2 separate regions of the Homo sapiens genome follow, and region 2 is linked to region 1. A link is an interaction called in ENCODE POLR2A ChIA-PET data of the cell type or tissue named here. Cell type or tissue: HepG2. All regions are shown on one strand. Links, peaks and the distances in the headings refer to the core of each region. The heading gives the core; the rest is flanking DNA. Region 1 overlaps ABCC5 (ATP binding cassette subfamily C member 5). Region 2 holds the start of SNORA63E (small nucleolar RNA, H/ACA box 63E).

The links. ChIA-PET counts read pairs that join two places held together with the same protein. Peaks named below come from ENCODE experiments on the same cell type or tissue, not always from the same donor. Only the 100,000 strongest peaks of a DNase experiment are listed, where the experiment ranks them.
Region 2: POLR2A ChIA-PET joins it to region 1 with 5 read pairs; 2 of 35 experiments call an interaction of 5 or more read pairs at or near these places.

Annotation. Positions count from the first base shown.
Region 1 is chr3:183,993,743-184,000,208 of GRCh38, reverse strand. The region is part of intron 2 of ABCC5 (ATP binding cassette subfamily C member 5); the gene reads left to right. Among named protein-coding and RNA genes, the nearest start is that of ABCC5-AS1, 9.4 kb to the left of the region's middle. In HepG2, for the core only: no CTCF peak of the experiment used is centred there; no DNase peak of the experiment used is centred there.
Region 2 is chr3:183,452,318-183,458,783 of GRCh38, reverse strand. SNHG33 (small nucleolar RNA host gene 33) reads right to left here. Exons shown (of 4, transcript NR_038302.1): 2 at 6,272-6,466; 3 at 4,691-4,772; 4 at 2,771-3,585. SNORA63E (small nucleolar RNA, H/ACA box 63E) reads right to left here and starts at 4,970; the gene lies at 4,838-4,970. LOC124900564 (small nucleolar RNA SNORA81) reads right to left here and starts at 6,217; the gene lies at 6,052-6,217. In HepG2, for the core only: no CTCF peak of the experiment used is centred there; a DNase peak (open chromatin) is centred at 3,513.

The DNA.
Region 1 (6,466 bases), core at 445-5,444:
TTTGTATTTTTTTGTACAGGCGGGGTTTCATCATGTTGCCCAGGCTGGTCTCAAGCTCCTAGGCTCAAGCGATCTGCCCGCTTGAGCCTCCCAGAGTGCTGGGATTGTAGGTGTGAGCCGCCGCGCCCAGCCACTTGGTCACTTCTTTAGCTTTATCTTCCCTTCTCTTAATGCTAATTTCCTTACGCAAAAAAGTTTCCTTTTCATGTTTGAACCTCTCTTCCCTTTGATACATTTCTGCTTGTTGGGTGTAAATGGAGGCTGTCCCCCATCATAGCTGGACTAAGTATGCTATATAATTTATGTCATCATTTTTAATGTAATTTTTGGGAGGTTAATTCCAGATGGATTAATGTATGATATGAAACCTGGATATCAATTAATTCATCTCCAATCTGGTTAGTTGGTAGGAAGGTAGGTAGTAGGTAGGATGTGAGTGACTGTCTCTGTCACCCAGGCTGGGGTGCAGAGGTGCAATCATGGCTCACTGTACCCTCGACTTACCAGGATCAAGCGATCCTCCTGCCTTAGCCTCTCAGGTAGCTGGACCACAGGTGTGCACCACCATGCCCGGCTAGTTTTAAAAAATGCTGTATATAGATGGGTTCTCACTTTGTTGCCCAGGCTGGTCTTGAACTCCTGGGCTCAAGCGATCCTCCCACTTTGGCCTCCCAGTGCTGAGATTACAGGTGTGAGCCAGTGCACCTGGCCCAATCTGGTATTTATTTGTCCCAACAATATTCACTGACTCATGATTCCCTACCTTGTTATATTATTTATGCTTTTGTATAGTAAGCCCTTATAGCTTGAATATATTAAGTCTTTTCTCTTGGTTCATTGCCATTTTTAATCCATTCAACCTTAGAATGTTGATAACTCACTTTATGGAATGTTAACTGTGGTAGAAAATATTTATTTTTACCTTCAAATAGACATACTTTTTTTTTTTTCCTGGCATGCTTGGCCATGTGAGCTTTTTTAGGAAGCCTAGAGAGGAAGAGAAGTTAGACATCCAAGCATATAGTTAGTTTCAAGTGGGAGACATCTGTGCAGTTACTGGCAGGTTAGTATAAAGATGCTGTTATTTTATGTTTCTTTTTTTTTTTCTTTTTTTTTTTTGAGACAGAGTCTCCCTCTGTCACACAGGCTGCGGTTCAGTGGCGCGATCTCAGCTCACTGCAACCTGCACCTCCCAGGTTCAAGCAATTCTTCTGCCTCACCCTCCCGAGTAGCTGGGACTATAGGCATGTGCCACCATGCCCGCCTAATTTTTGTATTTTTAGTAGAGATGAGGTTGCACCATATTGGCCAGGCTGGTCTCGAACTCTTGACCTCAGGTGATCCACCCGCCTCAGCCTTCTAAAATGCTGGGATTACAGGCGTGAGCCACTACGCCTGGCCCTGAGTCATTGTTTATCTTAATCTGGTATTCACCCTGGGGAAGAGAGAAGAGCCATTTATGAGGTACACCTGGGATCATTTTGTACAGTTATGGTTTATTTGCTTGGTTTTGTTTTTTGTTTTTTTGTTTTTTTTGACAGGCCCATAGCATAGTGATCAAGACCCTTAGCTCAAGGCTGGATTGAAATCCCTGCTGTGACCTAACATCGGTGTGCCTCAGTTTCCTTAGCTGTAAAACAGGGATACTAGTACCTACCTCAAAGGGTTGTTATGAGGATTAAATTAGTTAGTATCTGTAAACCATTTAAAACAGTGTCTGGCACATAGTACATGCTATGTTGGTTTGTTATAAATTTGTATAAATTTTCTTAATTACCTTTAAGTGAAAAGCTTGCCTTTATAAATGCATACTAGTCGTGAGATTTGGCTGTACACAAGGAAGATTGCTATAGCTTCCTTTATTTCTTGCTAATGTCAAGACAACCTGAGGTCCACAAAATAGAAGTGAAAGTACTAAAGTTAATAGCAATTCTCTTTTGCAATAATACTGGAGCACATATCCTGTAATAAAGTTAATTGGGGCAAACTGGGTAGAAGTCTAATTGCTAGGAGCTACATTTTTTTAATCCTGTAACCCCAGGGATAGAATTTATCCTAAATAATCTAGAAGGAGAAAAATAAAACTATAATTGTATATTATACTATTAATAATAAGCAAAAGCTGGGTGTGGAGACTCATACCTGTAATCCCAGCACTTTCCGAAGCCAAGAATGGAGGATTGATTGCTTGAGCCCAGGAGCTCAAGACCAGCCTTGGCAACATAGTAAGAACCCGTCTCTACAAAAAATAAAAAAATTAGCCAGACATGGTGGTAGTGCATGCCTGTAGTCCCAGCTACTCTGGAGGCTGAGGTGGGAGATTGCTTGAGCCAGGGAGGTCAAAGCTGCAGTGAGCTATGATTGTGCCACTGCATTCCAGCCTGGGTGACAGAGCAAAATCCTGTCTCAGACAAAAATAATAATAAGCAAAACAGCTAGAGAATCTAAACAGAAGTGGAATGGGTAAGATCGCCTCAGTGGTATATCATGTAGCATTAATTGATGATATGTAGAATGTAAGGGAAAGAAGGTATTTTGAAGGTGTTTTCATTGACGTTTGAATACTGGGTGCCAAACTCTCTACTATGCCAGAGGCCAGGGATATAAACAAGAGGAAGACAGCTTGCCCTCTAGGAGCTCTTACCAGAAGCATTGGGCTGTGGTGGTATAGGTACAGGGAAGACATAGGAGGAAGGAAGTAAGTTCCCCGACCTTGAAAGAGTCAGGGAAAACTAAAGGAAAGAAGAAATCGTTGAGACAGACCCTAAGATTTATTGGCTAAGTAAATTGGGATAATATAGCTAACATGTATTGAATGTTTATTATATACCCAATATTTTGCTAAGCACTTTTAATTATCCCATTAATTCCTCTCATCCCTATGTGGTAGATGCATGTATCATTGTAAAAATGAGTAAACTGAAACTTAAATCTGTATCTATCTTCTAAAATTCATGTTTGAAATCACTGTATTTACTATGGCTTCCAGCTGTGGGAAAATTCTGCCTGTGGAGATCTTCATACTTTAAGGCCATAAGAAAAAATAGTTTTGTTGGAGTAAGAGAATTATTTTCTCTTGTTTTTATTTTTTATTTATTTATTTTTCATGTTAACATTTGAAAGTTCTTGCCAACAGCTGAATATCTGTTGCTTATTGTTTTGAGAGACCTGTCTCTGAAGGAGGTAGGTGCAAATATGGAGTAGGACAGTGGTTCCTTCAAAGGAGAAGATCCTGTATCATATCCTGTATTTCCATCAGATATTTCATTTTCCTGACTTGGGCAATGTGTAAAGATATGACAACAAGATTGACAATTTGGGAAAACGTTTAGGAAAGAATAACAGGGACAGGATGTGACTTGGAAAGTTCGTTGCTTAGAGTAGCAAGGTTTGATTCTTTTTGATCAACAATATAGACTTTTCCATCCTCTTACTGTGAGAATTTCTACTCCATGCTTTGTTACATGAGAATTCTGAGATTAGTGCTATTTCAACCACTTTTATGGGGGTTTGTTAGGATAAAATTGCACTGAGTGCCTGTTCTAAAACCAAAGGCAGCAGGAGAGCCCTGAGTCTCTGCCATCAGTAGTGCCACTGCAGTACTCACGAGAAACCTGGGGAATGAAGACTTGCCTGGCAGCTTTCATTTGAATCTTTTTAAAAAGAGCCTTTGATTTTGATGTTTTCCAATATAGGAAGTAACTTACTACCTAGGAGGTGGTGAAACATGACATAGTTATATATAGTAAAAAGAACAAAAACCATGCAATCAGAGGATTTTAAAAATATTAAGTCCATTTAGTTTTCTATGAATAGGTTTTAGTGAAAACTGTCACTAGGCATTTTAGAAATGAAGAAAATGAAATCAGTGTGTTATACACATAGGAACTGGCATTTTTTTGGTTCCCACCATCTGGAATAGTCTTACAGATCGGAGGCACTCGGTAAGTTATTTGTGGAAAGAATGGATGAAAGCTGTGAAGATTCTGGTTTCCTATTAATGCTAATATGCCATGCTCATGTAAACATACTGATGGATTGCTTGCCAAGTTTTCCTCTTCTGATGCTTCTCAAACATCAAAGATGTTTATAGAACCCTTCTGGCCGGACACGGTGGCTTACACCTGTAATCCCAACACTTTGGGAGGCCGAGGCAGGCGGATCATGAGGTCAGGAGATCGAGACCAGCCTGGCCAACACGGTGAAACCCCATCTCTACTAAAAATACAAAAAATTAGCCGGGCGTGGTGGCGGGTGCCTGTAATCCCAGCTACTCGGGAGGCTGAGGCAGGAGAATGGAGTGAACCCGGGAGGCGGAGCTTGCAGTGAGCTTAGGTCGCACCACTGCACTCCAGCCTGGGCGACAGAGTGAGACTCTGTCTTAAAAAAAAACAACAACAAGAAAACCCCTTCTAACTCTTGAACTTGGTTCACCTGGAAAAGCAAAAGAACTAGAATAGCTAAAACAATTTTGAAAAGGAAGGATAAAGTTGAAGGCATCACACTATCCAATTTTAAGACTTAGTTTGTAGCTACAGTAATCAAGTCAGTAGTATCAATGTAGGGGTAGACAAATAGATCAATGAAATAGAGTCTAGAAATAGACTCACACAGGCATGGCCAACTTTTCGACATAAGTGCAGCACACCTCACTGGAGAAATGGTAATCTTTTCAACACATGGTACTGGAACAACCGGACATCTGTAGGCAAAAAAGTGAACCTTTGCCGAAACCTTACACTTTATACAAAAATTAACTCAAAATGAACCATAGATTTAAATATAAAATGTAAAACTATAAAGCTTTTAAGAGAGCACATAGGAGAAAATCTTCATGACCTGGGGGTTGGAAGAAGAGTTCTTAGGCATGACACTAAAAGCACAATTGTAAAAGAAAAAAATTGGTAAATTAGACTTCAAAATTACAAACTTTTGCTGCATGAATGGCCCTAATTAGGAGGATGAAACATGGCCATAAAATGGGAGAAAATATTTGCAAATCATATGACAAAGAACTTTAATCCAGAATATATAAGGAACTTGCTAAACTCAATAATAAAAAAAAAAATTCACTTAGAAAATAAGCTGTAATTTCAGCACTTTGGGAGGTCAAGGTGGGAGGATCGCTTGAGCCCAGGAGTTCAAGACCGGCCTGGGCAACATAGTGCTGTCTCCACAAAATAAAAATAATTAGCTGGGTGTGGTAGCACGTGCCCGTAGTCCCAGCTACTTGGGAGGTGGGAGGATCACTTGAGCCTGGGAGTTCAAGGCTGCAATGAGCCGTGATCATGCCATTGCACTCCCAGCCTGGGCAACAGAGCAAGACCTTGTCTTAAAAAAAAAAAAAAAAAAACATAGAAAATGGGCAAAAGACTTGAACAGATACTTCAGCAAAAAGAATGTAGGGGTGACATATAAGTACACATAGATGTTAAACATTATTCGTTCACCATTAGGGTAGTGCAAATTAAAACCACAATAAGATACCATACCACACCTATTAGAATGGCTAAAATAAAATATAATGCCAATACTGGCCAGGTGCGGTGGCTCACGCCTGTAATCCCAGCACTTTGGGAGCCCAAGGCAGGCGGATCACTAGGTTAGGAGTTCGAGACCAGCCTGACCAACATGGTGAAACCCCGTCTCTACTAAAAATAGAAAAATTAGCCAGGCGTGGTGGTGGGCATCTGTAATCCCAGCAACTCAGGAGGCTGAGGCAGGAGAATTGCTTGAACCCTGGAGGCGGAGGTTGCAGTGACCCGAGATTGCACCACTGCACACCAGTCTGGGCGACAGATCAAGACTCCGTCTTGGGGGTAAAAAAAAAAATGCCAATACCAAGCACTGGTGAGGATGTGGGGAAACTAGATTTCTCATCCATTGCTAGTGGGAATGTAAAATGGTACTGTGGTCAAGTAATTTCAATGACAACTAATATTTGAATCATAAATAATGTCAAGCTGCTTTATATACTTCTTGTGCTATCAAAAGTTAAACAAGAAGTGAGATCTCCACTTGAAGTCAGGAGTTTGAGACTAGCCTGGGCAAAATGGCATCTCTACTAAAAATACAAAAATTAGACGGGTTGGTGGTGGGCATTTGTAATCCCAGCTACTTGGGAGGCTGAGGCAAGTGAATTGCTGGAACCCGGGAAGCGGAGATTGCAGTGAGCCAAGATTGCGCCACTGCACTCCATCCTGGGTGACAGAGCGAGATGCTGTCTCAAAAAAAAAAAAAAAAAAAAGTGAGATCTCCATTCCAGTACAAATTTGTAGTGGATATATTTTTCAAACTGAAATTACAGTTCTAGTAGTGATTTTTAGACCTCGATGATGTATGAGGCAAATTTCCATATTTCAAGATCCGTGTATTTTGGAAATAGTGGCAATGGTTGTATAGTATTGTGAATATAATTAATGCCTCTGAATTCTATACACTTAAAATGGCTAAAATGGCAAATTTT
Region 2 (6,466 bases), core at 491-5,490, 540 kb after region 1:
GCTGGTCTCAGACTCCCGACCTCAGGTGATCCGCCCGCCTTGGCCTCCCAAAGTGCTGGGATGACAGGCAAGAGCTACCACGACTGGCCTGTTTTGATTTTTTGTCTCATCTTTATGCAGCTCTCTCCACCTGTCTCCTACACTTTGTAGGGAATGGACATCAGGGTAGATGCCATTTCCTGCAGCTTATTCATTGGATCTCCTTTTGCACATTTATTTACTGAAGGCAGTGATAACTTTTAATTGATATGATACTTCCAAGGAGTCTAGCATTTACCTTGTGACAGCAGCAGTTTTATGGTGAAGAAAATGGCAAGCACCAATACTGGGACTGAGAAAGGACAGGGGCTCTTTCCCGAAATTCATTAACATATTATTTTCTAGGCGATACTATTTGGTAGAACATTCATTGCATGTCAGACAAGTTCTTTTAACAAATTATAAACTGTGGTCAAGACAAAACTTGATTTCTTTTTTTTTTTTTTTTTGAGACGGAGTCTCTCTCTGTAGCCCAGGCTAGAGTACAGTGGTGCAATCTCGGCTCACTGCAACCTCTGCCTACCCAGTTCAAGCAATTCTCCTGCCTCAGCCTCCCAAGTAGCTGGGACTACAGGCATGAGCCACCACACTTGGCTAATTTTTGTATTTTTAGTAGAGATAGGGTTTCACCATGTTAGCCAGGCTGGTCTTGAACTGCTGACCTCAAGTGATCTGCCCACCTCAGCCTCCCAAAGTGCTGGGATTACAGGCGTTAGCCACCATGCCTGGCCCTTGATAAATAATTTGAGTGGGAAAAATAAGAATCTGATGTCTGTCATCAAAACATGACAACACCAAATGCTGGAGAGGTGTGCAGCAACAGTACTCTCATCCACTGCTGGTGGGAATATAATAGCACAGCCAAGCTGGAGGACAGTTTGGCAGTTTCTTACAAAATGAAGCATACTCTTACCATATGATCCAGCCATCACGCTCCTTGGTATTTACCCAAAGGAGCTGAAAACTTATGTCTGCACAAAAACCTGTGCGTTGATGTTTATAGCAGCTTTATTCATAATTGCCAAAGCTTGGAAGCAACATAGATGTCTTTCAGTAGGCAAATGGATAAACTGTAGTACATTCAAGCAATGCAATATTATTCAATGTTAAAAAGAAATGAGCTATGAAGTTATGAAAAGACATGGAGGAAGCTTAAGTGATATAAGTGAAAGATGCCAATCTGAAAAGGCTATATACTGTAGGATTCCAATTACATGACATTCTGGAAAAGGGAAAACCATAGAGACAGTAAAAAGATCAGTGGTCGGCTGGGCGCGGTGGCTCATGCCTGTAATCCCAGCACTTTGGGAGGCTGAGGCGGATGGATCACGAGGTCAGGAGATCGAGACCATCCTGGCTAACACGGTCTTTACTAAATCCCGTCTTTACTAAAAATACAAAAATTAGCCGGGCATGGTGGTGGGCGCCTGTAGTCCCCGCTACTTGGGAGGCTGAGGCAGAAGAATCGCTTGAACCCGGGAGGCAGAGGTTGCAGTGAGCCGAGATCACGCCACTGCACTCCAGCCTGGGCGACAGAGCGAGACTCCGTCTCAAAAAAAAAAGAAAAGAAAAGAAAAGAAAAAATCAGTGGTTGCCAGGGGTTGCGGGGAGGGATGAATCAGTAGAGCAGAGGATTTTCAGGGCAGTGAAAATACTCTGTATGGTGCTATAATGGTGGACACCTCATCATAAATTTCTCTAAATCCATAGAATGTACAATACCAAGAATGAACCCTAATGTAAACTATGACTTTGAGTGATAATGACATGTCAATAGAGGTTCAGTGATTGTGACCCATGTACCATTCTGGTGTGGGATGGAGAAGTGTGGGAGACTGTGCGTGTGTGAGAACAGGGAGTGTATGGGAATTCTTTGTACTTTCTGCTCAGTTTTTCTGCTGGCCTAAAATGGCTCTAAATAATAAAGTCTATTGTTTTAAAAAAAAGATCACGTTCAATGTCAATTTTTCTTTTATAGGACCCATTATATCTACTCTGTGTTATTGTTACGGAAAAAAAAACTTTACTGATTAATATTAGTCCATTAACAAAGAAAACTTTGCTGTTATGTAACTACTTTGCATGTACCAGAAAATTTTTGCCACACCAGAAGAGGGAAAAATCTTATGTTCAATTGCTTCCTTTTTCTCATAAGAAGCAGATAATGCTTGGCAGACGGTGCTGATGAACACCCTCATTGATCAGTCTTTGTGCTAGTGCCAAGCAGCAGCTAACTTGGAACTTTTGTTGTTGTTGTTGTTTTGAGACAGAGTCTCGCTCTGTCGCCCAGGTTCGGAGTGCAGTGGTGTGATCTTGGCTCACTGCAACTTCTGCCTCCCGGGTTCAAGCGATTCTCCTGCCTCAGCCTCCCGAGTAGCTGGGATCATAGGCACATACCACCACGCCTGGCTGATTTTGTATTTTCAGTAGAGACAGGGTTTTACCATGTTGGTCAGGCTGGTCTCGAACTCCTGACCTCAGGTGATCTGCCCGCCTGGGCCACCCAAAGTGCTGGGATTACAGGCATGAGCCATCGTGCCCGGCCTATGAGCCACCGCACCCAGCCCAATTTGGAACTATTAAACCTTTTTATAAAAAGCCACATTTGTATGTAATTTTGTAACTGGAATAAAATATTTACTATAGAGTACTATTTCATTTCATCTTCTTCCTTTGCAAATATGGAGTTATGGCAAAAAGTATGATTTTTAAGGAATAAGGACCAAATCACTTTAAAGAAAAAATACTTTATTGTAATTTATTGAACCTTTAATATATAATATGGCAATTTTTCTGGGATTTAACTCTAGGACATGATTGCTGCTGGTATTTAGCAAAAGGCTCGGGTTCACACCTAGCGCTAATAAAATGCTTTTCTGAATAAAAACATATTATCAAACAAAATGAATTCAAATATATTCTTTAAAAAATTATTTTAAAGTTTGTTCTATTCAGTCTAACACAATAAAGGGAGATACCATGGTTTAACGTAATTAGCTGATTTTATACACTGCATATCTTTAAGTCCACTTAATAATAAGTATATTATTAAGTGATAGAGAACACTCAATATAGCGATTTTTACAGAACTAGGAAATAAATTTCTTTTTTTTTTTTTTGAGACAGAGTCTTGAGGAAATACATTTCTAAGAAGGATTTTTACAGACACTCATCTTTCATACCCAACCACAGGGTCTAACTCTAAACAGGATAAAACCAATTACTTTCGTCCCAAGAGCTCATGACTAATGACAGCGTAAATCTATGCTATCAAAACCTGCGTCTCTCATCTGTTACGAGTATTCAGGCAGGATTCAAATATTCTCAAAGAAAGAAACACAGTGCATGCTGTGATCGCCTGCTCAGCAACAACAAGCACTGCATCCCAAACTATCTCCTCCCAGGAATTAAATGAGGCCAGTTGTGTACACTGGCATTTCCTCCACTGTGGTACTGCAGAAGGTCTCAGTGTCACAAAGAATCCTTTTGTCTTCTTTAATATTTATGGTCACAGCTGTCTTCCCAAGTTGACCCCGACTGCCAGTTCTGAACAAAAGAAAACATATGAATCAGAATATTATTCAGCAAGTACTACGTGAACCACTGAACAATCTGAGCTACTAGTTAATCATCAGTGGCTGTTTATTTGCCAGAATTATATGTAGAGTGCTTCTAAATGGAATACAAGATACTGATCAAAATATCTAGAGAAAAACAAAAGATTTCTTTTGCATTTAGTATAAACGGAGTTAAGGCTCATCTGGCTGCGAAATGAACATTATTACTTATAAAGCAGATGAAAGTATTGGGTTTAGGGTAGTAAAATTAAAGCCCCTACCAAAGTGGGCCAGCCAAGAGTGGGTGTCATGTCAGTCTGGGACAGAAGTAAATACCAGGCACAAAACAAAAGGAACAGTTATGAATCCATTTTGATACACTTTCAGAATTAACTACAGATGCCAGCTCTGAAATGTTCACTGTTGTTTAGGACTATGCTGTCCAATAAATAGTCACTAGCCACATATGGCTATTTAAATTTAAATTAATTAAAATTAAATGAAATAGGCTGGGCGTGGTGGCTCATGTCTGTAATCCCAGCACTTTGGGAGGCCAAGGCGGGTGGATCACTTAAGGTTAGGAGTTCGAGAACGGCCTGGCCAATATGGTGAAACCCTGTCTCTACTAAAAATACAAAAATTAGCCGGGAGTAGTGGCGGGCACCTGTAATCCCAGTTACTCAGGAGGCTGAGGCAGGAGAATCGTTTGAACCCAGGAGGCAGAGGTCGCAGTGAGCCGGGATTGCGCCACTGCACTCTAGCCTGGGCAACAAAAGCAAAACTCCATCTCAAAAAAAAAAAAAAAAAGTTGCATTAAGCGCATTTCAATAGTCACATGTTATCTGTCACTCCTGACTCCTTCTGGGCAACAAGAACCTCAGATATGATAGTATATTTATGCTTCAAAAAGCAACTGCTGCATACTCTTCTAGGCCACATAAGAGTAATGAACTATATATAACAGCATAGTTCACTGTGGAGTGTGATCTTTATCCCCCTACAACTTCAGCTGGCAAAGTCTACTATAAACTTTCCCTCTAAACCAAATTTTGCTAGATAGATACTGTCATTAAATAAAGAAATGGAATACTTACCAACAAGTCAGTAGCAGTCAAAATATGGTTTGTCCTTTATCTGAATTCCCTCCTGATAATGTTTTCTTCCTTCTGTCGCTACCTGCAAAACACCACCAACCCCTAATTCTCAAGAGTCATTTGTCAAGTCAGTACTTAAATTGGTAAACATGTATGAGACCAAACATCCCTGCTGCTACAGCACCATGGCAGACAGGGCTTGAAAGGTAACAGTTTTATTTTGAGCAGGGGGCAAAGACAATGCAGCACTTCACAGCTACAATGTAACTAGATCCTGCCTCAGTTTACTAAGAAAATACAGTGGACCCTTGAAGGAAACGGGTCTGAACTGGGCAGGACCACTTACACGTGGCTTTTCTTCTCCTTCTGCCACCCTTTAGACAGCAAGACCAACCCCTCCACTCTCTCCTCCTCCTTAGCCTACTTGACATGAACATGAGGAAGATGAAGACCTTTATGGTGATCCACTTCCACCTAATGAATAGTAAAAGTATTTTCTCTTCCTTACGATTTTCTTAATAACATTTTCTTTTCTCTAGTTTCTTTTATTGTAAGAATACAATATATCATATGTATAACATACAAAATATGTGTTTAATCGACTATTATTAGTAGGGCTTCTGGTCAACATTAAGCTGTTCATAGTAAAGTTTTTGGGGAGTCAAATTATATGCAGATTTTCGACTGTATGGGGGTTGGTGCCCCTAATCATGTCGTTCAAGGCTCAACTATAATCAGATATTAATAGCATCTTAATTAGCAATACTAGGGAAGAGCAGCTCTTATCACACCAGAAACTGGCATATGCTGTTTCTTAGAAGCCCGGATACCTTTCACTCTGTGTTCTACAAGGAACAACCTGACTGGTCAATCTCTTGTCATAAAGAGCATACAATTTCCTTCCTTATAGTATTCCCAAGAAGAAAATGTTAATTCATGTCAGAGTTGGAATAAAAAGCCATTTGATTTCTATACCTCATCCCTACCATTGGAAGAGAATAGTTATTCATTGATTTTACTAATTCTGCTTAAATATAGATATTACTGTACCAAATCTTAGAACAAAGTACCCTGTTGTTAAAAAAGAGGTTCAACTCAGGCCAGGCACGATGGCTCACGCCTGTAATCCCAGCACTTCGGGAGGCCGAGGCAGGCAGATCAGCTGAGGTTAGGAGTTCAAGACCAGCCTGGCCAACATGGTGAAACCCTGTCTCTACTAAAAATACAAAAAACTAGCCAGGCATGGTGGTGGGCACCTGTGATCCCAGCTACTTGGGAGGCTGAGGCAGGAGAATCACTTGAACCCAGGAGATGGAGACTGCAGTGAGCTGAGATCGCGCCACTACACTCCAGCCTGGGTGACAGAGTGAGACTCCATCTAAAAAAAAGAAAAAAAAAAGGTTCAACTCAGTTTTTCTATCTGGTACAGCTGTTTTTTTCCTTGGGTTTTCTCTGATAGCTTTATTACAAATGGTAAGACACGATACTAGTTTCTGCAATTTTAGTACAGAGCTTAAACAAGAAGGTAAATTTTAAATCCCTGGCTATGGTTTTTATGTATATCAATTAGAAAAACATTACCCTCTTTCAAAATTATTGTAAAACACTGATTCTTTCAAGGGCCAATTCTTCCTTCTTCACCAGAATTTGAAATAGATCTGTCATGAACTTCTTGGTAACTTCCAACATATTAATATTGAGGCAGAAAGCAACACAATCTTTAAAAAGAGCCAATAACTGACCAGTCTCAGTGGTTCACGCCTGTAATCCCAGCAC